5 separate regions of the Homo sapiens genome follow, and all the other regions are linked to region 1. A link is an interaction called in ENCODE POLR2A ChIA-PET data of the cell type or tissue named here. Cell type or tissue: MCF 10A. All regions are shown on one strand. Region 1 overlaps DST (dystonin). Region 2 overlaps DST (dystonin). Region 3 overlaps DST (dystonin). Region 4 holds the start of DST-AS1 (DST antisense RNA 1). Region 5 overlaps DST (dystonin).

Region 1 (5,000 bases):
TAGCCACCACATGCTAGATCCAGAGATACTAAGGTAATGAAGTATATTGTTCTGTTTATTGGGAGAGTGTCCATGAAATTAACTATAACATAGGGTGATGAATATTATTGGTGATATAAATGAAAATAGAAATGTATGGGAAAGGAGCATTGTAGTGGGATCTGAATGGCTTTAGAGAATGTAGGAAATTTTCACAGATACTAGAGATAGGCTTTGAAAGATGAATGCCAGTAACCAGGCAGACTAAGTTGGGCCATTTCTGGGAGAGGTAGCAGTGTATATGGCCTAGAAATGGACAGCTGCTTAGTTTGGCAGGTGTATTAGTTCATTTTGTGTTGCTGTAAAGGCATACCTGAGGCTGAGTAGTTTATAAAGAACAGAAAAGAGGTTTATTTGGATCATCATGGTTCTGCAGGCTGTATAAGAGACATAGTCCTGGCATCTGCTTCTGGTAAGGTCTCAGAAAATTTTTCAGTCATGGTGGAAGGCAAAGGGGAAGCAGGATTGTCACATGGTAAGAGAGAGAGAGAAGGAGGAGGAGGGGTAGGAGGTACCAGGCTGTTTCAAACAACTAACTCTTTTTTTTTTTTTTTTTTTTTGAGAGGGAGTCTCGCTCTGTCGCCCAGACTGGAGTGCAGCGGTGCAATCTTGGCTCACTGCAACCTCCACCTCCTGGGTTCAAGTGACTCTCCTGTCTCAGCCTCCCAAGTAGCTGGGATTATGGGCACGCATCACCACATCTGGCTAATTTTTCTATTTTTATTAGAGGCAGGGTTTTACCATGTTGGCCAGGCTGGTCTTGAACTTCTGACCTCAGGTGATCCACCTGCCTCGGCCTCCCAAAGTGCTGGGATTACAGGCATGAACTGCCGTTGCTGGCCTCAAACAACTAACTCTTAAGTGGGTAAGAACTCATTACTGTGGGGATGGCCGAAAGCCGTTCATGAGGGAGCCGCCCCTGTGACCCAGACACCCCCCACTAGGCCCATCTCCAACATTGGGAGTCACATTTTCAACATGGAATTTGGAGGGGACAAATATCTAAACTTCATCAGCAGAGATGGAGGGAAGGATTGGGGGAGTGCAGATCACTGGTTGCCCCTCCATCATGTTAGTACAAATATCAGCCATTATACATTTATAGTCTCTTGAATAATGTACCACTCATTACCTTTGAATACACTGAAAATCAAGTTAAAAACAAAAAAAAATCTGGGACCTTATTTTTACCAGCTTCTCTTCTGGGATGTTCAGTTTTTGCTACCGGAGAATGTTTTTAAATGATTAAGGAAAATTTTACAATGCAGGATCTGTTATTGACAAACATCTACAGTATCATTGCTAACTTGACTAACTGAGTATTCTTACTTAGTAAAATATAATGAGTTCCATCTTTTGATCAGTCTAAAGACTACCTAGTGAAAGGCAATTATTAATTTTTTTAGTAGTGAAATGATTTGTACTTATGTGTAAATCCATTTCATGCTATTCTAATTTTTTTTTTTTTTTACCATATCTATGACTCAGTGTTAGAAATATGCACACCTTAGATAATCAAGTCTCATACTGATTCATTATTTTTCCAGCAAGGCCCTCATAAAAACTGTATAATATTTAACTAGGGTATGATTATAAAAGTTACATATAAAGTTTAACTACATATATATATATGTATATATATATATATGAATGCACATATATTTCCTTTTGCTAAATCTTTCATGCTTTAAATTATATAATTTATCTATTTGGTATCACATTAAAGTCCTAATAATTAGATAAGGTCATGGCTTGGAAATTTATATTATTTGAAAAGTATTATAAACTATTTTAAAAGATTGATTTTTTTTAGAAACAATTTTATTAGAGAATTATAAGCATTTAGCACTTATCTCTCCTGCTAGCTATTGAATCAGCTTATTATTTTTTATGACTTGTTTTGAATAAGAGTCTTAATAAAATTTACAGAGATCTTTGAGCTTTTGATGTGTTTGTGTGCAAGTACCAAAATTAGTTGGTATTTCTTAAGAAAAAAAAATATATGGTAGAGGGTAGAGAGTCTCTGAAATTCAATTTGAAAGGCACTTTGAATCCAAATTTGAAGGGCACTTTCCTAAATCTCTCCTGACTGGTGTTTGCTTTCTTTTTGCTCTCATTCGTTGAACCACCAAATAGTTTCAAAGGTTAAGTGCAAACTTCATTAGTGTATCTGCATTTCAGAAAACCGAAGGTTAAAAACAGTCATAATCTTCTCATACAGTGAAGCTAAGGGTTTGCCTTGAGAGCTCATCAGTGTTGTAATTTGACAGTGAGCAGTAATGTTTGTCTAAGAGGATTGGTGGCCAGAAATAAGCCACAGTGTCTAATGAGACACGGACCGGCTGGGCAGGATGCCACGGCATTTCTTGTGTGTGCCTTTCTCATAAGCAAAATGGCCTCAGACTGAAGAGGATGGTCATAAAGTCTGTGTGGAACAGATGTCAGAGTGGAATTTTCAGACTTAATGGAGAGGATCTAAGTAAGCTCTGGATTTTGAAATGAGTGAATCTATGGAGCTGTGATCTCCTACAAATCAAATGGGGAATGTCTGTGGATGTGTAAGAGCTGAGAAAGAAGAACAATATGTAGATCCTGCCAAAACTCCTTTGAACCCTGAAAAATACTCTCCTGGAAGAAAATATTTCAGAAGAAAACCGATCAAAAAAACTGGAGGTGACAAAGAGTCAGTTGGGGCAAACAATGAAAATGAAGGCAAGAAGAAGAGCAGCAGTCAGCCTTCAAAAGAACAGCCAGCTCCTTTATCCAGGGGACTGGTACAGCAGGAATCTGTTACCCTAAACTCTGCACTGGGAGATGGTATTCAGCAAAAGAAGACAGAAGTTGTAGCTGACAGCGTTAAACAGAAACTTCTGCCGAGTGCTGTAAGCAGTTGGTCTGACTGTGTGAACACTTCTCCTGCTAAAGACAGTGAAACAGAAGTAAAAGTTAGTGAACTGGATGAAAGGATTTCAGAAAAAGACAGCACTCCATATTGCGCAAAGAGGAAGAAACATTTAGATGATGTCAACACAAGCGAAATAACATTCCAGGAAAAAACTGATGTTTTTTCTTTCCGAAAGGCAGCCAGCTTAAGCTCTATTCCCTCGGGTATAGAAAGATCACTCGAAAAAAGTGGGTTTCCTGAAGACCCACCAAAAAGTTATAGCAGTATTCAAGAAAAGCAAAACACTGAGAGATTTTGCCCTCATGCAACACAGCATTTTCAGTTTAAAAAAAAGAGATGCCATTCCCTTTATACTAGTATGTCCTCTGTTTCTAAGGACACAGATGGAAATGAGGTAAGTGAAATGTGGAGTCTGAGTTCAAGTAAATAAGTGTTCCAGGTGCTCACATCAGACTGACATCTAATTTGTCTTTTATAAAGTTATTTTCATATTAGTGTATGTAAAAGCCATAGAGTTTCTGTTGCGTTTTGTTAGTAGCCTCAGGTTTGATTGTTATGATTTTATTTTTGTGCTGTGCACATTCTTTGACCACACTTTAATCTAAAAATCCTGTACATTTTCATTATTGGTGGAAGACTTTAAAAAGCACTACAGTAAGAGAGTGCATATCTTTTGAATTTTTCTGGTTCATGATTCTTGACTTTGCCTGTGGAATAGCCTGTGGAAGCTTAGTTGGACTGTAGGTAAAAGTTCAATTAGAAATAGTCATGAGAAGACAATAGCTTTGTAACAAATAATAGGATACTGTAAAATTATCAGTCAATACCGACTTGCTGATTCATGAGTTTGAAAAGCCAGATTCTGGTTCTCTGTTGATTTTCATGTGCAGAAACATTCACATAATTGCTGTCAATTCTGTGCATATGTTTTGAGGGCTAGGGTACATCTTTTCCTTTATGTTATTCCCCAGCCCCAGTCTAAAATCAGAAATTGTTAGGGTAGCATGCCATAGGAATTTGAAAATGACACAGACTACTAGGAAGTTGAGATCTTTATTCCTAACACTGATATTTAGCTTTAGACAAGTTACTTATCTGGGGTTTTTACTTGTCTTTAAAATATAATTAGATAGGTATTTATTTAATTGCTCAAAAAATGTATTATCCACATAACCTCTACATGTTACTACTCAGGAGTTGATGGCTTTTTCTTTAAGCTATTCCTAACTTTATCTTTTAATAAAAAATCTGAACATAAAGAATATTTGTGATGTTAAACATTCTTGGCAAGGTCATTGTATCAATGAGCAGAGATCATTTGCATAATGATAGAATGAGGTTTTATGAGGGTTAGTGTGCGCCATCATCACTGACCTTGGTTTCTGAGTTCTCCTGAAGGTGTCCTGTTTATATACACCGCTACACCTTGCCAATATTATGCCATCAGTTCTGTTTATATTTTACAGTGGTTATATTTTAAAAAGAAAGCATTCAGTCTGTGTCATTATCTATGTAGCTCTGTCATAAAGCCTAGTGCAAAAGAAAACTACTTGACTACTATATGTTTATGAATATAAGCACTTGGTTTAATTTCACATATGTTTTCCAGCATAATTTGGCTTCAAGTAAGCTGTACATTTTTGCATTAATGGAAATTTTTATAATCTGTTTCCTTAGTGGTACATTAGCCTTTCCTTCAATGGAAAATATATGTGGAAATAAGTCATAAACTGACCAGTCAGATTTGCGAAATAACTGTAATGCAATGTATATAAAGCCTGACGTCTTCTAGGTTAAAGCTGAATGGGTAGTCATTATATTATCTGAAGGGTTTGACATCTCATGTCCCTGTAGTTCAGATAAAGACTATTTATTTATTCTGTGGCACACAAAGAGTCCAAATCAAGAGTTTAGCTATTCCTCTTAGGACATTCTTCCTGTTACCTTGGAGGTGTTTGACTCTGTTTCTTAATTATCTTTGGTTGGAAACTTCCACAGAACTCTTTATCTTGCATTGGATTCTACATTTTTCATTGGAGAATTAGTTGCAAATGAG
Region 2 (5,000 bases), 80 kb after region 1:
ATTATAAATAAGGAAATGGGAATCCGATGTTTGGAATTTCAGTACTTGACAGGAGGGTTGATAGAGCCACAGGTTCACTCTCGGTTATCAATAGAAGAGGCTCTCCAAGTAGGTATTATAGATGTCCTCATTGCCACAAAACTCAAAGATCAAAAGTCATATGTCAGAAATATAATATGCCCTCAGACAAAAAGAAAGTTGACATATAAAGAAGCCTTAGAAAAAGCTGATTTTGATTTCCACACAGGACTTAAACTGTTAGAAGTATCTGAGCCCCTGATGACAGGAATTTCTAGCCTCTACTATTCTTCCTAATGGGACATGTTTAAATAACTGTGCAAGGGGTGATGCAGGCTGGTTCATGCCACTTTTTCAGAGTATGATGATATCGGCTACATATGCAGTCTGTGAATTATGTAACATACTCTATTTCTTGAGGGCTGCAAATTGCTAAGTGCTCAAAATAGAGTAAGTTTTAAATTGAAAATTACATAAGATTTAATGCCCTTCAAATGGTTTCATTTAGCCTTGAGAATGGTTTTTTGAAACTTGGCCACACTAAAATGTTTTTTTTTTTACGTAGAATGTGGGATAAACTTGATGAACTCCAAGTTCACAGTGTCATTTCTTCAGAACTCCCCTTCATTGAATAGTGATCATTTATTAAATGATAAATTGCACTCGCTGAAAGAGCACGTCATGAAGCACCATGGAATCAAAGAGAAAGATATAAATTCGTTCCCACAGCCTTCAAGCTGCAGTGTTTTAGATTGCTTCAAAAAATGAAAAAGTTTTGCCTTTTTCTGTATATAGTGACCTTCTTTGCATATTAAAATGTTTACCACAATGTCCCATTTCTAGTTAAGTCTTCGCACTTGAAAGCTAACATTATGAATATTATGTGTTGGAGGAGGGGAAGGATTTTCTTCATTCTGTGTATTTTCCTTACATGTACAGTAGACGTTCTCTATTCTATCAGCCTTCTATGGTACCTTTTTGTCAGGACAATTAGGATTGTAATGCTAATGCAAAGGCAGCAATTCAAAGATCTTCTAGTGCCTCATGAATAAAGTTGAGATTTAAAATTTGTAACATTGATGGAACAGCTGGGAGGTTAGACCAATCATTAAGGAATGTATGCCATAGCTTTCTTTGCTACCATAAACATTTTGGAGGTGCATCTGCTATGTGACATGGTAAATATGGTTAAGTGAATGAATAAAATGTTTTAGTAACCTGTGTGTGATGAAAAAAAATTTTTACATTCTTGTTTGCTATGGAGAGGTCAGTTTAATAGCTAAGTCATTTAATGCAGTGTATATTTTTCTTACCGCTCACAACTGTCAGAAGTCACTGGAAGAAGAAAAGAAAGAACATGTTGAAAAAGCCAAAGAATTGCAAAAATGGGTATCAAATATCAGCAAGACATTGAAAGATGCAGAGAAGGCTGGAAAACCTCCCTTCTCTAAGCAAAAGGTATTCACAGAAGTCCTGGTTTAATAATAATAATAATAGCAGGGACGTTAACTGAGTTGACACAGTTTACCTAGCACAATGTTTAATTTTTACCTTAATTTTCCCATTGTTATAGCCCAATATAATGCAAATCAGAAAGATTAAATAACTTGCCCAAAGAATCAAAGTTAGTGTGTGGCAGAAGAAGCTGTTTAATTCCAAAGCCTGAACGTTATATATTGTTCTTATTTTTAGTAAACGAATACAGTATGCTGCTTTTCCTAATAATTAGGTCTGCTTCCTGATTATTACAATAAGAATAGCTGAAGAGCAGAGTCATTCTGTTTTATGTCTAGAGTAGATCCATGCACTCCATGTCATAAAGATATGCCGTCTTATTCTTACAGATGTAAACATAAAAAGTTTCAAGAACAATGAAGATACAAACCAGGATATTAACATTCTTGATTATTGACTTTAGTTGTGCTTTTCTGGGTCTTTTCTATCTCATAAGGAAGTGTCTACAGTCAATCACTGGAAATTCTAGATACTATCCCTTATCCTAGTGAATTCTTTAGTCTTAACGGGCTATCTTCTGTATCCCAACTGCTTAGGATTAGTTGGATGGCCGCAGCTTGGGAGATGTCCTTGGACTGCACCACTTAAAGCTCTTAGGATGTTGGTAGTTGGGGTGTACATTTTAGTATTGCTGCCGCTGGTGATAGCAGTGGGATTGCTGCTGTATTAAAAAAATAAATTTCCGCTAAGATAAGAAGCGTTTTTCTCAAGGAATACTTTCCTACACTGCCCTCCTGCTCTTGTCTGACGTTTAGAAATTTCAAGGCTATCATCCAATCTTAATGTTTAGCTCCCACTTCTAGCTCTGCATCAGTACTCACTTGTCATCTATTAAAATAGACATTGTTGACATGACTAAATAGGGGAGAACACCAGTGCCTTGTCTTACTTGGCTGTGATATGAGGCAAGTGTTCCTTATTTGAGGTTCTTTCTTGGAGAAGTTTACAGACCAGAGTATATACTTGAAAAGTTGTTCAGTTGAAGTGAAGTATTCAGTCATAGTCTTACATACTATATATGTGGGATGTGGGAGATGTGGGAAAGCACTTGCATTTGGTGCTTTATACCAAAAAGCTTCAAGTAATTTTAATATATATATTTCATGTAAAATATCCTTCTCCCCCCTCATTAAATAGGAAGACAACTAAAATGGGGACATAAAGCTTAACAAAGATTCCTTGGGAGAGTTAGTTTCTTTTGAGAAATTTTGATTATAAACCCTTGGTATTTTTATATTCTGTAGTTTCATGTGTATATATATATATTTTTGAGACAGGGTCTTGCTCTGTCACCCAGGTTGGAGTGCAGTGGCATGATCACAGCTCACTGGAGCCGCAACCTCCCAAGCTCAAGTGATCCTCCTGCCTCAGCCTCCTGAGTAGCTGGACTGCAGACACATGCCACCACACCTGGCTAATTAAAAAAAATTTTTTTGTAGACATTCTTTAGTTTTAAATTCTCTAAAACATTACTAAGTCAGATTTAGACCTAGTACCCTAGATACATTCTTAATGCAGATAATGGCGTTAATTATAACTGTCTAAGAACAGCTGATGGTCGTTCTGTTAAAGGAAATTTTAGTTAATATAAGTATGTCCTTCAAAAATCAATGCAGCCTCATGATTATAGTCATGAAAAATAAACTTTAAATTGACTCTAAATAGACTTCATGGGGGAAAATATATCTTTTCATTGGCCCATTATTTCCTCTTATTTCTGCTAATTTAAAAGAATGGCAATTAATTTCTGAAATAAGGGATTTGGAAATGATACACTGAGGAATTAGGAGAAAGTGTGTGACCTCTTGCTTTTCCCCAAACAGATCAATTTTATTTCTCTGACAGATGACAGTCACAGATGACTTTTACAAAGTGGGTCTTAGCATTAGAAATTATTTGTTCTTTTTTTCAATAGTTAAAAAGTTTCTTTTAGATAGGATCTTACTCTGTCGCCCATGTGGGAGTGCAGTGGCACGACCTCAGCTCACTGTAACCTCCCTTTCCCACACTCAAGCAATTCTGTCTCAGCCTCCCGAGTAGCTTGGACTACAGGCATGAGCCACCAATACTTGGATACTTTTTGTATTTTTCATAGAGACAATATTTCACCATGTTGCTCAGGCTGGTCTCAAACGCCTGAGCTCAAAACAATCTGCCTGCTTTGGCCTCCCAAAGTGCTGGGATTACAGGCATGAGCCACTGCTCTCAGCTAGAAATTCTTTATTCTGGGTCTGCATACCTACAGATTATTACTTTCACCATAATTTTTTCAAAAGGAACATTGTGTCTAGGAGCTTGGCAGAAGGAAGATGCCCTTTGGAAGTAGTGTCCCACAGTCATGTGTCTTTTTGAGGACTGCAGTGCGCAAGGATGACACTGGGCCAGTGCTGAGTGCCCACCTGCGGGTGGAGGCCACCTTTATCCACGGCTGGACTAGGACAGATGCAGGAAACGTATAATGTATTATTTTCTCTTGAAAATGACGGCATTAAGGATAGAGAGAGGAGCTTTCCTTACGGATTCTAAATAAAATACTCTTATCTAGCTCTATAGACTGCTAATAACTGATAGGTTATTCACTTGGGTCACCCAGAAAATAGACTTGGGTCTTGACTAAAGCTTGATTAATTTCTTTTTTTTAAAAAAAATACTGTTTACTCCTTTTGGAGGAAGAGTTTGAATGTGCCTTCTTTACCTTACAGATTTCCAGTGAGGAAATATCAACCAAGAAGGAACAATTATCGGAAGCACTTCAAACTATACAGCTTTTTTTGGCAAAACATGGAGACAAGTATGTTGGTTGTAGTTAGCTCTTTTATTTTAAGTGGGGAAGTATTCTTAAAAGCTTTCAGCAAAACAGAGGTGGTAAATTTTAATTGCAATGTTAAATATGGGACTCAAACTAATCACAATTAATATAGTAATGTAAAGAGTATCAACTTAGTAATTTAATTGTCAATTTTAGTCTTTATTACAACTTTGAAATATTCTTATTATCCCCATGTATTACCGATAAGGAAACAGGCTCAGAGAGGTAAGAATTAATAGCAAGTGAGAGGTAGAGTGCAGACTCCGAGTCAAGTCTTAAATCTAAGTAGTACTCTGTGAGACTTATTCTTTGGAAAATATGTATAAATATGGTCTTCATTTTCTTAGCTGAGACCTATGGCAGCCTCGTTTCTCATATTTTGTCCCTACTTTTTGCAGCAAAGCACTTTATATATTTCAGTCAGTGTTTCACTCAGGGAAGGAATCCACCTTTTTCTTAAATTCTTTTTGGATGTCCTCCTAGGATTATTTCATAATGACTTTATAGTATACCTTAGCAAATTAGGTTAATCCCCTTATAAATTTCCTCTTTGTTTGTGCTTTAGTCTAAACAAGTTTCATCTTGAGAAATGGTACCTTATTGTCCCTTTTCCATGTTGGGATTAACAATGAGACCTTACCCTCTGTCAGATAGCAGC
Region 3 (5,000 bases), 160 kb before region 1:
CACTTGGATCATGTAGCCTGGGAGAGACTTTGCCACATATAAATATGTATGATTTCCCTCAGTTTGTGTGTGTGTGTGGGGTCCATATTTTCCTATGATATATTGTTGAAAGAAGTGTTGTTGATTGTCTTTTCCTCTTTTTCTCTCTTATCTGTTTACCAATGACACTACCAGATTAGAGGCTGCACCAGTCAACACCCATGGGTCCATGGGTGGTAACTGTTCCCATCTGGCTATGAGTGATTAATGGTGTTTATGTCGTGGCATAAATCACATTTCGTTGTTCAATCAGCTGAGACTCAGGCCATTAAAAAAATTTACTCTACAAAAATCAATAACCAGTGGTTTTTGGAAAGGAGCAGTTCTTTAACAGTTATTCTCCAAGTCTGTCTGTAAAGATAAATAATCAAATTACTATCCTCACTAAAATAGTACAGGTAACAAGAAATATAATCTCACAGATAAAGGATGACCTTAAATAAGGACAGATAGGAAGCCATTTTTAGGAAGATAGAAAGCAGCCAAAGAAACCCAATACCCTCTTAAAAGTCTTTAAGAATGTCACCCTTTTATGCAGAGCCAGCCAAAAACAAAATCTCAGAAAGCTCAAGATGGATTTTCAGAAAAGCATGGAAAATAAACTGGGTTGATAATAGCATGCTGTGACTGACCTAATGCCACTCACAACTCCCTATGGATTGTAGCTACAATACAGAAAATCAATTTTATTTACTTTTTGCCTCAAGTTTGCCTAATGCCTTATTGTCATTAGAAAAATATACAGACTGTAAATAAATAAATTAGCCAAGATGATGAAATTTTATGTAAAATAAAATGGAAGACAGCTTTTTTGGGGGGAAAGAATAGAGAGCTACGTCTTACATACCTCACTTTGTGGGAAATATTACGTGAACTTCTAAAATAATGGGGTTTACACCTACTATGTGCCCACAAAAAAGAAAAATAAATAAAATAAAATAATGGTGTTGACCATGCATAGCCACAGGCCTAAACAGATTGAGGTAAGGTTGGTAGTCCTGATGCAATTAGAGTTTATTTCACGTACCTAGGGTGAGTGTTTTGGGATGTGGCTCACACAGCCTGTTTGTGCTGCAGTTGCCACTGCTTTTGTGGGAAGCCCAGTGTTTTTGCTCAAATTGGAGCATGCCTCACTGATTTCTGCCTGTAACTTGCTTCTTAGGAATCCATGGCTGCAAGTTACATTTCAGGAATTCGAGTTATACCAGTTTTGCATCTTTACCATGAGTCTCAGCGAAGTAGAATTCTCAGTAGGAAAGTCAAGACTTCCTTTTGATATGTCGTTATGTTTATAATTTTGCAGCAGAGATAGTCAACATCCTTGTTTCCTTAGTAAGCCAGTGGCTCTGTAAATAATCACAAACACAACCCAACAAAGAAGGAAGGAATAACATCTTGTGCCTTTTCCCTCTATGGAAGATATTAACACTTTTATGCAAGACATGACCCTACAGATTTGCTCCAGCTAGATGAAGGGAGGACTAACCTTCAGGCAAAGTGCTTTGGCAAAAGCATCCTGTTTCTCATTTCACTGTGTAATGACCAGGAGCTGAGAAGAGCTCTGTTTCCTGTCACTGCGCAGCATCATTCTCATTTACATTATTGGCAGCTGTTACTTTGCTGGAAGTTTAAATTATCTTGAGAACTCTAAACCGAGTTCAGATGTTTGTTTATTGGTGCTGCCATAGGCTTCTGAAAACAGTCTTTTGTGTTCTCCCAGTCTTAAGAAAAGGCTCTTCTCAGAATCAGCCCTTCCTCCCTCCTTGCTCTTTTCTGGGAACCTGCTTCAGTCTCATGAAGAAAATTAAATAAAGAGGACAGGGGCTTAAAACTGGTCAGAACGGAGTCTCCAGTGGTGAGGTGACTTGAAGCGGAAAGGAGTTGGGACTCAACATCCTGCATTTGTGCTTTGTTTTCGAAACTTCGAGTTAGTTGCATTGATGAATTAAGCAGCAGGCTAGTAATGGAAAATATTTCTACTGTCCTGGTGGGGGAGCCAAATACTATAGGTTTGTAACAGGAAGGCTGTTGATTCTGGCTTCATTGTTGGGCCAGTCATTTGTGAGCTGGTGGCCGGACCACAGGCCACACACTTCTTCCGTGCAAATCTTCATGTATTGAAACTGCCTGTGTATTGTTTTTACGATTGGAGACTTGGCCAAGAAAAGATGGTGAGCTCCGGGTTTTATTTTTTTGGTTTCTGCATATTCCCTCAGCTCCGAGGATGGTGCAGGATATGCCAGACCCAGTTTGGGGGCAGGGAGGGCGGCGGTGGTTGGTGGGGGAGATGTTTAAATCATTGAGCATATGTGAGTATTTTGCTGTTAATGCTTTTTCTGTGTCATTCTCTGTAGAGTTCCGGGAACGCGTCCTATCGCTGCTCTATGTCTTCCTCTGCGGATTTTTCCGATGAGGATGATTTCAGCCAGAAATCTGGCTCCGCATCCCCAGCTCCGGGAGACACCTTACCCTGGAATTTGCCTAAACATGAGAGATCGAAAAGAAAGATTCAAGGGGGCTCAGTGCTGGACCCTGCCGAGAGGGCAGTGCTTCGGATAGCAGGTAAGAGCATCTGGGGAAGGGGATGGAGTGGGGGAAGAGAGTTGCGGAAATTCGCCCATCTACCTCCTGGGGGGCCATAGCGGGAGCTGATGCACTGGGCAGGAATCTGTGCTCAAGGTGGGGGAGGATGATGACCATGTTTACTTTATGCCTTGTTTTACCGATAGAGCCATTTGCCCTGCCTGCTGGTGACTAAGCTGTTTGGCCCTGCCTTCTGGTTGGACGAATCGATTCCTTTGAAATGCAAGGAAATATTTACAGACATTTGCACTAAACTTTCCTAATTACTGCATTAGTTACCATAACATTCTGAAAGTATTAGCTCCAGTGATTGCTAGTATATTTGCGGGAAGCTGGAAGTGAGCAGCCTTTATTTTCATTTTTGCCCAGGGGCACTGAGCTACGCAGATTGAGAAGATCCATGGTTTTTGGTACCCAGGATTGCAAAGCATATTCCAGCAACTTGGATGTTGTTTTTCTTTAAATGTAGCATCTCTGTCTGCATCATTGTATCCATAGCAGCTTTCTGTCCTTAGTGCTTTTGAGGGTTTGGCCATCACGCCTTCCTGATTAATTAATACATGAGATGTGCCAATGTTTCTGTTCTGTGTTACCCGGTGTTCCCTTGCATTGGCCCTAAAAGCTGAACCAGAAGTGATGGCTTGTTTTACCCAGCTGAAAGCTGAGAACACTGTGGAAATCAACCTTCCAACCCCTGCGTGGTTTGTGTGTATGTGTCCTGTGCATGAGAGGTGCTTCCAGGGGTGTTGTTCCTTTCTTCCCTCAATATTTTTTTTTTCTTTCTTTCTTGGAAATGGTAACAGGGCAGGATGGAATGTGTCCTTGGGGACTTTCTTGCAAAGGCAGAAGGCCAGGTGTTCTTTAAGTTTGTTTCTGCATCCAGTGGTTCAGGCTTCCTTTCCTTCCCTCTCTTCCACTCTTAACTCTGGGGGTCCCTTTCCACAGTTGTTTTTTTTTTTTTTTTTTGCCTCCTATACTGTATTGCAAAGTTGGTACTTTCTCTTCCTCCAAGGGGGCTGGAGGGGACCAGCCCAGATTCCGGCCATCAAGGCAGCTGAGAACCCCCTTTTTGTCCCCCCAGTGGGATTTTCTGATTACGGGAAAAACAAACAGTGCCTAGCCAGCCATTCTCTAGTCAGGGTTTCTGGGGCAACAGCCTTGAGCTTCTTCTGGCTTCCGCTGTGAGATGCTGGCTGGTCTCACCCAGGCCTTTGAAGAGCAAGGGGTGGAGTGAGAAAGGGGAGGTGGAGGGAGGATGGAGACTGAGAGTGAGCAGGGGTAGACTTGGAGAGTCAAGGCAGACCAGAAAATGTTTAGTCACTGAGGCCTGCCTCCTTGCCCTGTTGAGAACTTTCCCGCAGGTCTGAGGCTCCAGCGAAATGAATGCCTATACAGATGACACTGCCCATACCAGATGTTTGACTCAGCAGAAAGGGAAGATAGATGAAAGGAGGGTGTGAGTGAGAAGTTACTGGGGGCTGATGGCCCACTTAGGGCATCAAAATGGGATACCTGTTCTATGTATTTTTTGGAAGGTAGAAGGTGCTTCTGGGCTGAGAGTTTTGATAGTAGTGGCAGAGATGGATATTTTGCTTTCAGTAATGAAGGAGGGAGTTATGACAGAAAGACAGGGCAGGTGTTTGTTAGGGGGAATGAAATTAGATAAATTGGGAAAAACTCTACTGGGCAGGAAGTCATGAGAAATTGGTAGTACTAACCATCATTGTACACTGCAGGTGGGGAAGATATTGAAGAACTCTATGTTCTAATGGGATGCAGTGTACATGAAGGTGCTGATGCTATTAGTAGACTGTGGAGTCATTGATGCAGGGGCCATCGCTTGTTAATTGTAAAATGTTCACTGAGTTTGTAGGGATAGCTGTGAAGTTGGTGGCAGGTGATGCACTGGGGATCTCAAAATTCCATTCTTTAGAATTTACAGGCCAGGTGTCGTGGCTCATGCCTGTAATCCCAGCACTTTGGGAGGCCCCCGTGGGCGGATCATGAGGTCAAGAGATCGAGACCATCCTGGTCAATGTGGTGAAACCCCGTCTCTACTAAAAATACAAAAATTAGCTGGGCGTGGTGGCGTGTGCCTGTAGTCCCAGTTACTCTAGAGGCTGAGGCAGGAGAATTGCTTGAACCCAGGAGGCAGATGTTGCAGTGAGCTGAGATCTTGCCACTGCACTCCAGCCTGGCAACAGAGCAAGACTCTGTCTCAAAAAAAAAAAAAAAAAAAAATTGCATGAATTCTTCAAAAGCAGAAAAAAATAAAATGAAACAACAAACAGTAGGGAAGCATATGATTTAATTTAATTTAATTAATTTATTTATTTTGAGACAGATTCTCTCTCTGTCACCCAGACTGGAGTGCAGTG
Region 4 (5,000 bases), 150 kb before region 1:
GGACTAAAGGTGTGTGCCATCATGCCTGGCTAATTTTTGTATTTTTGTAGAGACAGGCTTCCACCATGTTGTGCAGGCTAGTTTCGAACTCCTGGGCTCAAGCAATCTGCCCACCTTGGCCTCCCAAAGTACTAGTATTACAGGCGTGAGCCACTGTGCCTGGCCCAACTTCACATTTTTAGTCTTTAGTGCTTTTGTATCTGTTGTGGTTTCATCATATTAAAATCTGAGACTATAGTATGTTTACTTCTTATCTCCTAGGGTCAATGTGAGAATAAAACAATGAAATATAAGGAAAGGGGCTTTTAAACACCCATTGTATAAATGCTTTTTACATATGAGCAATACAGATCTGCTGTTGTTAGCTACAGGATATTGTAAGTTGGGTTTTTCAGTCATAAACTACCTGTAAAGTTACATGGTTTGTCAGTGATAATGCTATTTTAAGAAAAGGATTTTTGTCCTATCCAAATTCTTCGAAGTTGGAATTGAAGGATCAAAGGAGAATCAGACTTTGAACTCAGGCAGACTTGGTTTTAATTCCTTCTCTGTCCATGACTAGTTGTGTTTACTTGGACAATTTACCAAACTTATCTTAGCCTCAGTTTCCTTATCAAAGGGTCATGGTTGTGGTGATTAAATATAATAGTGAATGCAAACAATTCTGCTACCTCCTTGGCACATCAAATGCTTTATAAATGATAGCTTACCCATGGCCAGATGTTCTTCTAAGCACTTAATATGGTATCCTATTTAGACCTCCCAAGAACCCCATGAAGTAGGTACTATGATTTTCTCCATTTTCAGTTCAGAATCTGCTGAGAAAGGAAGAAAAACTTTGCCAAGGTTGTAGTGTCAAGAAGTAGTAGAGCTAGGATCTGAATTCAGGCAGTCTTTACTCCAAAGTCCAAGCTATTTACTGCTACGCTTTTGCCTCTTCTCTATGGAATACACTATTATTATTAGCATATTGACCCAATGTTACCCTTCCAAGAATGCATGGGGTAAAGGCTGTTTTTAAAAACAATCCCAAATGTTGCTTCTGCTCATTTTGACTGGTTCCTTAAATGGATGATTAAAATTACTGTGTGCTGACTATATTCATAAAACTGGGTGCTACTGGGTGTCAGTCTCTGATGAAGGCTCAGACGTGCCTTCAATGACCTTACTCATTGTAAAGGAGACATTTTTGAGAGACCTATGTCTATACATGTGTGGTCTGTAAATGAATGACTTTCAGGGACTTAATTGCTAACCCTTTTATTTCAAGAAGGTGTCCCATATGATGCCTGGTTGTTACTTTATGAACTAATGTGCATACAAATGCATATCGAGCTGTAAGAAAACTCTAGTAACCTTAAAGACTTACTGGGACAGTGGTTCAAACTCAGATTATAAACCAGTGGTCAGGATAGAAAAAAGAGATGTGGTCTTGCTTTGTTTGGAGTAACAGAAGTAGGCCAATTGCTGAGGAGTGCTCCAGTTCTATCTCAAGTCAGTTTTTTTTTCCCACGAGTACACAATTTTTTCTTTCAAGAGGAACTCATCCCTATCTAAGCATTAATGGAAAATGGTCCATAGTTCACAACACCCAACGCTAACAAAGAAATAAAAAATCATGGAGGGCAAAAGGTCAGTATATGTGAAAGGAGGAAATAGGGAAGGAAGATTTAGACAAGACGTGAAGTTGACATAGGTCAGACTGTCAACAATCAGCTGATTTATCTAATAATAGCAGTAGCAATGAGGTATCATCCTGTCACTGTACTCCAGCCTGGATGACAGAGTGAGACCCCACCTCCTAAATAAAGTAGTAGGTGCAGCAGCTAATCCTTATATAACACCAGACATTATTCTAAACTTCATTTACTATACAACTTTATGAGTTAGGCACTACTATCGCTGTTTTACTGATGAAGAGAGTCTCAGAGAGGATAAGTAACTTGCCCATGTGACACAGTAAGGAGTGAAGATTCTATGTACAGCAGCCTGACTTCACTGTTTTTTTTTTTTTTGAGACGGAGTCTTGCTCTGTCGCCCAGGCTGGAATACGGTGGCGTGATCTCGGCTCACTGCAACCTCCACCTCCCGGGTTCAAGCAGTTCTCTGCCTCAACCTCCCGAGTAGCTGGGATTATAGGTACCCGCCACCACGCCCGGCTAAATTTTGTATTTTTAGTAGAGACGGGATTTCACCATTTTGGCCAGGCTGGTCTTGAACTCCTGACCTCGTGATCCACCCGCCTCGGCCTCCCAAAGTGCTGGGATTACAGGCGTGAGACACCGCGCCCGGCCAGTCATTACTCTTAAACACATCCATTTACATGCCTGGGTATCAGTTGGTTCCTCCAATGGACGCTTAAACTCACCCACTTTAGTATATGATACACATATATCTAATTTAAGGGAACTGTATCCATTTTACTCAGTTTAATGGATACTAGTACTATGTAGAATGAATAATAAGGAGAGAGCAGGAGGGAGGTGATAAATATGGGGCAGTTGTGAACCTATAGGCCCGCCGCGGAGCCCAGCAGCAGATGCGCCTGTGGGCTCTGGGGGGCAGAAGGGAGGGACCGCAGGCTGGTACTCGGCAGCCTCGCGGCGGCCGGGAGCTCAGGCGCAGGCGCGGCCCGGCTGTCAGGCGCTGATGCGCGGGGCCACCTGCAGAGGCCTCCTCACCCTGTCCCCGGGATGTCCCCTAGACGCGGACCCCCGTGCCCTCCTTGCCCTGTGCTGTCACAGAGTGACCTGAATCCTCCCACGCCAAAAAGATGGGTGGAAGAAAGTATTTCCAACCCTCCCCCCGATCATCCCTTACCCAGGGAGAGCCGCTGGCCCCTCAGCAGGGGGCTGCGCACAGCGGTGGAGCGATCTGCGGCTTTGTTTCTCAGGCACCTGTTGTGGATCCCAAATAGAAACGTCGCCCTTGGGGATCCGGGACCGGGCAGCCAGTGTCCGGGGGTGGGCGTGCTTGGCCGCACGGTCCACCAGGGTGGGCGGGCCTGGGGAGGGGGCCTGGGGCGCGTGGCTCTGCCTGGGAGGGAGGGGCCGAGAGGCGCCGGGGCCGGAGCTGAGCCAGCCGGGGCGCTGACCGCCGCGCTCGCCCCCTCCCTTCCGCCCTCCGCCCTCCACCCTCCACCCTCCACCCTCCACTCTCCACCCTCCACCCTCCACCCTCCTCCCTCCCTCTCTCCCCGGCGCGGGCGAGTGTCTGCGGCGCGGCGGCCAGGAAATGCCGCAGATGCGCCGCGCAGCATCCCCGGTGAAGGCAGCGCGCCGGTCCTCCCGCACCGCTGCCGCGGCCTCGGCCCGGCCCGAAGCACGCGCCTCGTGCAGGGCCAGCAGAGCGGTCAGCGCGGCCGCAGAGGGTCCGGGCGCCCGCCGGCCCCCGCCCGCCCTCGCCGCACGCCCCGCTCCTCCGCTTGGCGTGGCGCTGCTCGTCGCCGCCCCTGGGCTCGCTGAGATTTGCCGCTGCTGAAACCCGAGAGGGACTCGGGCTCCCGGAGCCGGGCGGCCCACCATCGGCCTGCCCGGAGGCCTGGGCGTTTCCTTTGCCGGCCCTGGCGCCGGCAGCCCCCTGCGCCCCCGCTCTGCGTCTTCGGCTTCCGTGCTTCTCCCCAGCGTGCTGCTCCTTCCTCTTTTCCAGTTCCCAAGGCTGTGTCTTGCTGACTGCGATACTGTCCGGGGGTTACGAGGGGGAGAGGGGAATTTGTCAGTCATCGCTTAGATAAACTTCGGCATGGCGGGTTACCTCTCCCCTGCTGCTTACCTGTACGTGGAGGAGCAGGAGTATCTCCAGGCCTACGAGGATGTCCTGGAGAGGTACAAAGGTATGTGGTCCCTGCCCTGGGGCTGCGGAGCTTGGCACTGATCAGAGAGGCAACCGCTGCCTTTCCTTAATCAGAGCCACCACTCCTTGGGCACGAGTAAACAGGTGTCTGGACCAGTCTTGGGAATGGACCAGGTCTTTTTGCACGGGATTTAGTACCCCCAGCGCAGGGAGGATGGTGGGGTGGGCGACAGTCCGGAGACGCCCTTAGATGAGCGGTAGAGAGGGGGGAAGGGGGTTGTTTCCAAGAAGCACATTGCGTTTTCTCTCCCTTGTAAAAGCTCTTAAGCACTACGCGTAATCATAATTCTTCCTGGGAGGGTGGATACCGATTATTCTCTATGGGATTACTAAGGCATTGCTGCTGCTGCTTGGCTAGGGTATTGGTTAGCCCTGTAGAAAAGGTTCAGCATCACTAGATCATTTTCCTTAAAATGATCTTTCTTATTTGATAAAGTTTGTGACTATATACTTACTCTGATATATTGTAAAAATTATTTTATAGCGTGATGGATAAAAGACTTTAGTGAGTTTGTTGTAAATTTAAATGTAAAGAATGTATTTTGAGATTTTTTTCTGCCCATCCTTTATGTTCAGGAAATTCTATGCCAATCTGATATTTATGTTTTAGTATAATGTTTACTTGGACTTCATAGTTGAATATAATGATGAAATACAAATTGCAGCTGTCCATTTTTTAAGTGTTTTTGTGTCTGGAAATGTATTTTTAAGTGTGTGTATACCATCTTTTTATTGTGGCTCCCAAAACACTCCGAACTCAAGAGCAGCTCACAGAGGTTTAAAGTATTTATAGTGAATAGTGACCCATTTCATAGGTAGGATTCAGATGGTTTTATATCTTTTGAATATTTGCTTTGGGTTTGGTAACTCAATGTCAGTAATTTCAGTGGTATTATATGGTTAATGATGCATGTAGTTTTTCTATTAGTAGAAAGTAGAAATAAAAAAAAATTGAACTAAACAATAAAATTCCAAAGCCCCAAAAAGCCCAAATACACTCACAATTGTTTTCTCTCTTTGTAGGATATGTTTTATAACCGAAATTCTTGCAATCCTTGTAGAATTTTGTAAACAGTACAATGAGAATTCCTTTGTGCCAAGACTCTTATTGTGTATAATACTGCCACTGAGCAAGTGCAGTGATATTT
Region 5 (5,000 bases), 56 kb before region 1:
GGTGTCAGGTGATGCCTGAAGTTTAAAATTCTATAATATCCCTATTCTACCCTCCTCTCTTCTCTTTTATTTTGGAATGATTTTGGCCTGGAGCAGATCCCTGAGTCATACCTGTGGCTTTAGGAGTCTTGAAATTACTTCATTATGGAAAAAAATTTTAGTTTCTAAGTTTAATTTCGTAGTTATACAGAAGCTGCTAAATGCTCACTTGGTCTGTAGGTAATGGGCCACATGGTGGTTCTCTATTCTCTGAGGGAACCCAGTGGCTTATTATCTCTTGGGAAAAATTCCATAGCATTTTAAATGGCTGCCTGAACCTGGGATTGCAGCTTTAACCCTGTATGTTCAAGCTGACACCAGCAGTAGTGTCACACATTTTAAAAAGTATTGTACAAATTGAGAGATTCTCAAAACCAAAATATCACAAGAATGCCTGCTGTAAAAAAATAATTGTTAAAAAATAGATATTCTTTGAAGAAAAATTGGAAGAAAAAAGATGAAAATAAAAATTACTGATTATCTTACCACCTACATTTAATTACTAATGTTATATTGGCATATCCCCTTATAATCTTTTTTCTTAGGCACTTCCAAGCATTTTTTCCCTATTGGTGACGTCTATTTAATCAATGCGTAATCTTTTTTTGTGGCTCTATGATAACTGACTTGATAATTTTTCTATTCTTGGATGTTTAGGATGTTTTTCTACTAGTAGCTAATAATAATAGCTAAAAAATATTGACTATTAACAGGCATGACTTGCATTTAATGTTAAAATAAATATTTTCTTGTTTTGATCTTCATCTGAAGTTTGGATTTTTTTTTAGATTCCAGAACCTGAAGCATTGGGGGTTAAGAGCATGGATTCTGGGGCCTTGAACAAATTACTTAACTTCTGAATGCCTCTTTTTAAAATCTGTAACAGAGGAACAATAACCATCTGCTGTTGTGAAAAATGTAAATGCTTGGGACAGGGCCTGGCATATAGTCAGTGCTATATAAATATGAGACATTGGCTTATAGAACACAAAACATTATGAACACTTTTAAAGCTTTTGCTCAGTATTGCCAAATTCTGGAAAGGTTATACCAGTGGAGTCTCCCATCAGTGCTATCTCAGGGTGATTGTTTTTACCACACAGAATTAGCTATTAGGAAAACTTCCTCAGTATGTGTCTGTTGCTATTGGCACATCATTCATTCTTTCTTCTTTACTAGCCCTGATTTTTGTTAGATAATTTATCTACTTCTTAATAAAAGTGTGGAAACAAAGAAAAATGCATTTCCTCTTCTTTTCTTTTGCATATTTTCTTTTTTTTGTCTTAGGGACTAGAAGGTGACTATGTTACTTTCTCATGAAGATAGATAGGAGGGACTGTGGAATTTGAAAGTTTGAGACCACTCTTCTCATAGTAGGCAATAAAGAAGCGTATATTATTTTTAAAATGTCTGTAAGGAGATCTCAGAAAGGTGTCCAGTTCTTCAAAGTTTGCCTTTGGTTTTCAGGACAAGCAAGTGGACAAGGCAAGAGTTCACTATAAAGTTAAGGTATGGTGCTTGCTTTGGCAGCACATATACTAAAATTGGAACGATACAGAAAGTTGAGGTATGGAGATGATCAACCCAAGGTGATATTCTCTAGTGGGTAAACTCTTCTCCTCTGACTCCAGTCAGAGCTACTTTATCTCTGTCTGTTTTACATGTTGTGTTTTGGGTATTGACTGGGAGAATGAGTCCTTAGCTAAAACAGGTTTGAAGATCTTTTTACCAAGAGGAATTAAGCCTCAGAGAGAAGTCTGCGGGCACCCCACACACTTAACATTTAATGTGTGCCTTTCCTTTTGCTCATCTGTACTCCTGGGTGTGGCTGCAGGGAGAGGGGTGCAGCGATGGTGGTGGTAGCGGCAGAGCCCTTCTGGGATGGTGTTGGGTTAGTGTGGTTGTGTTGAGTGTGGTTCCTAAAGCCCACTGGGGCATGCATGGTGATCCTGTAACTAAAGCAGTTGTCCATACCAGCTGTAAACTACAGTTAAATAAGCAACTTTAAGTGGGAGGCCATGTGATTATGAACAAACCCAGAATGAAAATTTTTTCCAGTGGTTCAGAGCAGTTGTCTTTGGTGTTCTCCACCCATTTATTCCTGCTGATGACTCACTCTGTGACTGGCCCTGTTCTATTATAGGAATGAAAAGCATTACACATGTGAATCATACCTGTAATTTCCATTGCCTTAAAAAATGTGGCCTCACAACCTGAAAAAATACTCTTAAACTCCCTGGTCAAATTAAAGAGACCACAGTGATATGAAAGTAGTTACTAAGAATTCTAGATCACTTTTTTTCATGAAAAATGGAACTTCTTATATGAATATTAGGCCGTGTATTAAGGTATATCTGATTTTATTCCTTAGGCCGTATTCATGGTACCAGTCCATACTTATCAAGAAAAACTGATTATGTTCAGGGTAAACGGAATTAGAGCATTCCACTGTGTAGTAACCTACAGTATCAGAGAAAGGCAAGAGCTCCCAAGCTCTTATTTTTTATTTTTTTGAGACACAGTCATACTCTGTCACCCAGGCTGGAGTGCAGTGGCCCAATCTCGTCTCACTGCAACCTCTGCCTCCCGGGTTAAAGCGATTCTCCTGCCTCAGCCTCCTGAGTACCTGGGACTGCAGGTGCACACCACCACGCCTGGCCAATTTTTTGTATTTTTAGTAGAGACGAGGTTTCACCATGTTGGCCAGCCTTAAACTCCTGACCTGAGGTGATCTGCCCGCCCAAAATGCTGGGATTACAGGCCTGAGCCACTGCGCCCGGCCCAAGCTCTTATTTTTGACCTTGTATTGATTTATACCATCACCTTGAGAAGAATGAAAATTTCTCTGTACCTTTTTCTAATTTACAATATAGGGGACTTTTATGCAGTTTATTTAGTGAACGGCTTGATCCTAAACAGCCAAGGACATTTTATTTTGGTTTTTCTTTTTCTGGAATTGATATAGTAAGAAATCACATCTGTTTATCTTATGTCCTGTCCTAGTTCCTTGATGTTGGAGACTGTATGGGTTTGATTCACCCTTACCTCTTAATTTTGTACAGTGGAAAAGGTATTAGAATATCCGGGCCAAATTCCAGCTCTGCTGTTTCCTTGCTTACAGAAATCTTGGGCTAGGTTATGTTCTTTGAAATTTATTTTTAAAAAATCAATAAGAAGAGGATGATGATCCATAAAGACAGTAGTAAGATTGTTGTGAGATGATGTGAAATTCTGTAGTGTATAGTGTTGTGATTTTGACGTTTATTGCATGTTCTGGATAAGAATTTGCTGATTTAATTGAAGTGTCTAGGAAGCCAGTGTATTTCTTGAGAGCCTACTACATAATCTTAATTATACTCTATTATCGTATTTAGTGCTTATAAGAATACTGTGTGAATAGGTGTCTAGTAATACCTATGATTCTGTTTTATAGATGAGAAAACTTGAGTTGCACAGAAGTTAAATCATTTTCCCAAGCTGAAATTGCTAGCCAGTTTTGATGCTAATATTTGAACCTAGGTTTATGTAGATTCCTTGCCTCCTACTGATTCCTAAATCTTGTTTTTTGTCCTTACCATAGCTGCCTACCAAAGCCTACCAAATACAATCTAGTGAAGCCATATACAGGGTATACAACCATATACAACCATAACCATATATGAAACCATATATAGGAATATATATTCTTTTATATTTTGAAGTCTAAAGGCACCTACTTATTTAATGAACTTATGTTGGTATATGTTGTCCAGGTAGGCTATTGGCTGGGACAGAAAATAGCATAAAGGTAAGAAGAAATAGGATTCTTTCAGAAACCAACAAGTCATAAAATTTCAAAGAAACTTGAAAAACTGTATTTATTCCTTATAATTTGTTGATTTTATTTTTATCTGAGTTACTGGAGGTCCTGCTTTAATAAATTTTGAAGGTATCTTGTATGAATTTGATTTTTAAAGTGAAAACTGTTCTGTTTATGTCCTTACATATATGTAGTGATTATAAAAGTTTTCAAAACTGAATACTTTAAAACACCAAATTACTTAAGGTCTTCATAATATAATGGATTTACCTTACATATAAATAATGTAGAAATGATGCTTATTGAATTTATTTTCATCGAGTTACATATCTCTGTGCTTTGGGGTATATTCTTATCTAGAGCTCTGAATCTAGAAAGAAAGGCTGATAGTGAAAACCTTTTAAAAAAGTCTAATTTCTTAAGGTTAGCATGTTACAGATTAAGAGTTGCAGAAGCTTTCTGTCCTTAAACAGTGACTCAGATCAGCAGAAGTTAGATTATATATAATACTTAAATGTTATAGCAGTATAACTATAATTAGGAATCTCTTTATATGTTTTTAGGATGCTCAGGTAGGAGAAGGTAGATTCTAGGAGTTTTATATTCAATTCTTAGCCAATTGTGAGAACAGATACCAGTAAATTCCTTGTCAGAGCAGAACCTGATCCCCTAGATCCCAGCCAACAATAAGATTGAACCTCAGCTGCTCAGCAACTGCACTTACAGGAAGGCAGGAGATCTGATGACTGGGAGAGCAGATAGTGGTAGAGGAGGAGATACACAAAAAAGCATTTGTATGGAGAGATTTATGGCATTTGTAGTTTACATCTCAGCTTACCTAGCACATTCTACCATTCTACTCTTGTCCTGTGTCTGGATTCATGACAAATGCTGACAAAACCATTTGTTTTGTTCTGTGGCAATTAAACTTTGAACAAGGAGACTCTTCACGCAGTATAATTTCTGACTATATTCTCAGTAACTGATTCTCCTTTCAGAGACCTCCTGTGCCTTCACTGTTTTGTATCTCAGACTGGGCAGCCATTCTCTGAAAAAGGTATCACCAGTTGCACCTTCACCTCTGCTCGCCAACTCTCACCCCTCCCCTGTCTTCTCCCCTTTGCCTTCCCTCCTGCAGCCATCAGCCTAAGAGCAAGTCCAG

What was found. Peaks named below come from ENCODE experiments on the same cell type or tissue, not always from the same donor. Only the 100,000 strongest peaks of a DNase experiment are listed, where the experiment ranks them.
Region 2: POLR2A ChIA-PET joins it to region 1 with 13 read pairs; 3 of 35 experiments call an interaction of 5 or more read pairs at or near these places.
Region 3: POLR2A ChIA-PET joins it to region 1 with 12 read pairs; 8 of 35 experiments call an interaction of 5 or more read pairs at or near these places.
Region 4: POLR2A ChIA-PET joins it to region 1 with 12 read pairs; 9 of 35 experiments call an interaction of 5 or more read pairs at or near these places.
Region 5: POLR2A ChIA-PET joins it to region 1 with 13 read pairs; 7 of 35 experiments call an interaction of 5 or more read pairs at or near these places.

Annotation. Positions count from the first base shown.
Region 1 is chr6:56,690,726-56,695,725 of GRCh38, reverse strand. All of the region lies in intron 9 of DST (dystonin), which reads left to right. Among named protein-coding and RNA genes, the nearest start is that of DST-AS1, 150 kb to the left of the region's middle. In MCF 10A, no CTCF peak of the experiment used is centred here; DNase peaks (open chromatin) are centred at 2,375 and 3,025.
Region 2 is chr6:56,610,832-56,615,831 of GRCh38, reverse strand. DST (dystonin) reads left to right here. Exons shown (of 104, transcript NM_001374736.1): 37 at 1,348-1,476; 38 at 4,236-4,324. Among named protein-coding and RNA genes, the nearest start is that of DST-AS1, 230 kb to the left of the region's middle. In MCF 10A, no CTCF peak of the experiment used is centred here; no DNase peak of the experiment used is centred here.
Region 3 is chr6:56,848,998-56,853,997 of GRCh38, reverse strand. DST (dystonin) reads left to right here. Exons shown (of 104, transcript NM_001374736.1): 4 at 2,394-2,601. All of the region lies in intron 1 of DST-AS1 (DST antisense RNA 1), which reads right to left. Among named protein-coding and RNA genes, the nearest start is that of DST-AS1, 7.5 kb to the right of the region's middle. RefSeq lists a silencer at 1,913-2,207. In MCF 10A, a CTCF peak has its summit at 2,054; a DNase peak (open chromatin) is centred at 2,067.
Region 4 is chr6:56,841,887-56,846,886 of GRCh38, reverse strand. The region is part of intron 4 of DST (dystonin); the gene reads left to right. It overlaps DST-AS1 (DST antisense RNA 1), which reads right to left and starts at 2,901. Exons shown (of 4, transcript NR_125866.1): 1 at 2,821-2,901. RefSeq lists silencers at 2,479-2,618, 2,959-3,158, 3,249-3,508 and enhancers at 2,592-3,459, 3,460-4,328. In MCF 10A, a CTCF peak has its summit at 2,575; DNase peaks (open chromatin) are centred at 2,596 and 3,776.
Region 5 is chr6:56,746,906-56,751,905 of GRCh38, reverse strand. The region is part of intron 4 of DST (dystonin); the gene reads left to right. Among named protein-coding and RNA genes, the nearest start is that of DST-AS1, 95 kb to the left of the region's middle. RefSeq lists an enhancer at 1-20. In MCF 10A, no CTCF peak of the experiment used is centred here; DNase peaks (open chromatin) are centred at 2,155 and 4,975.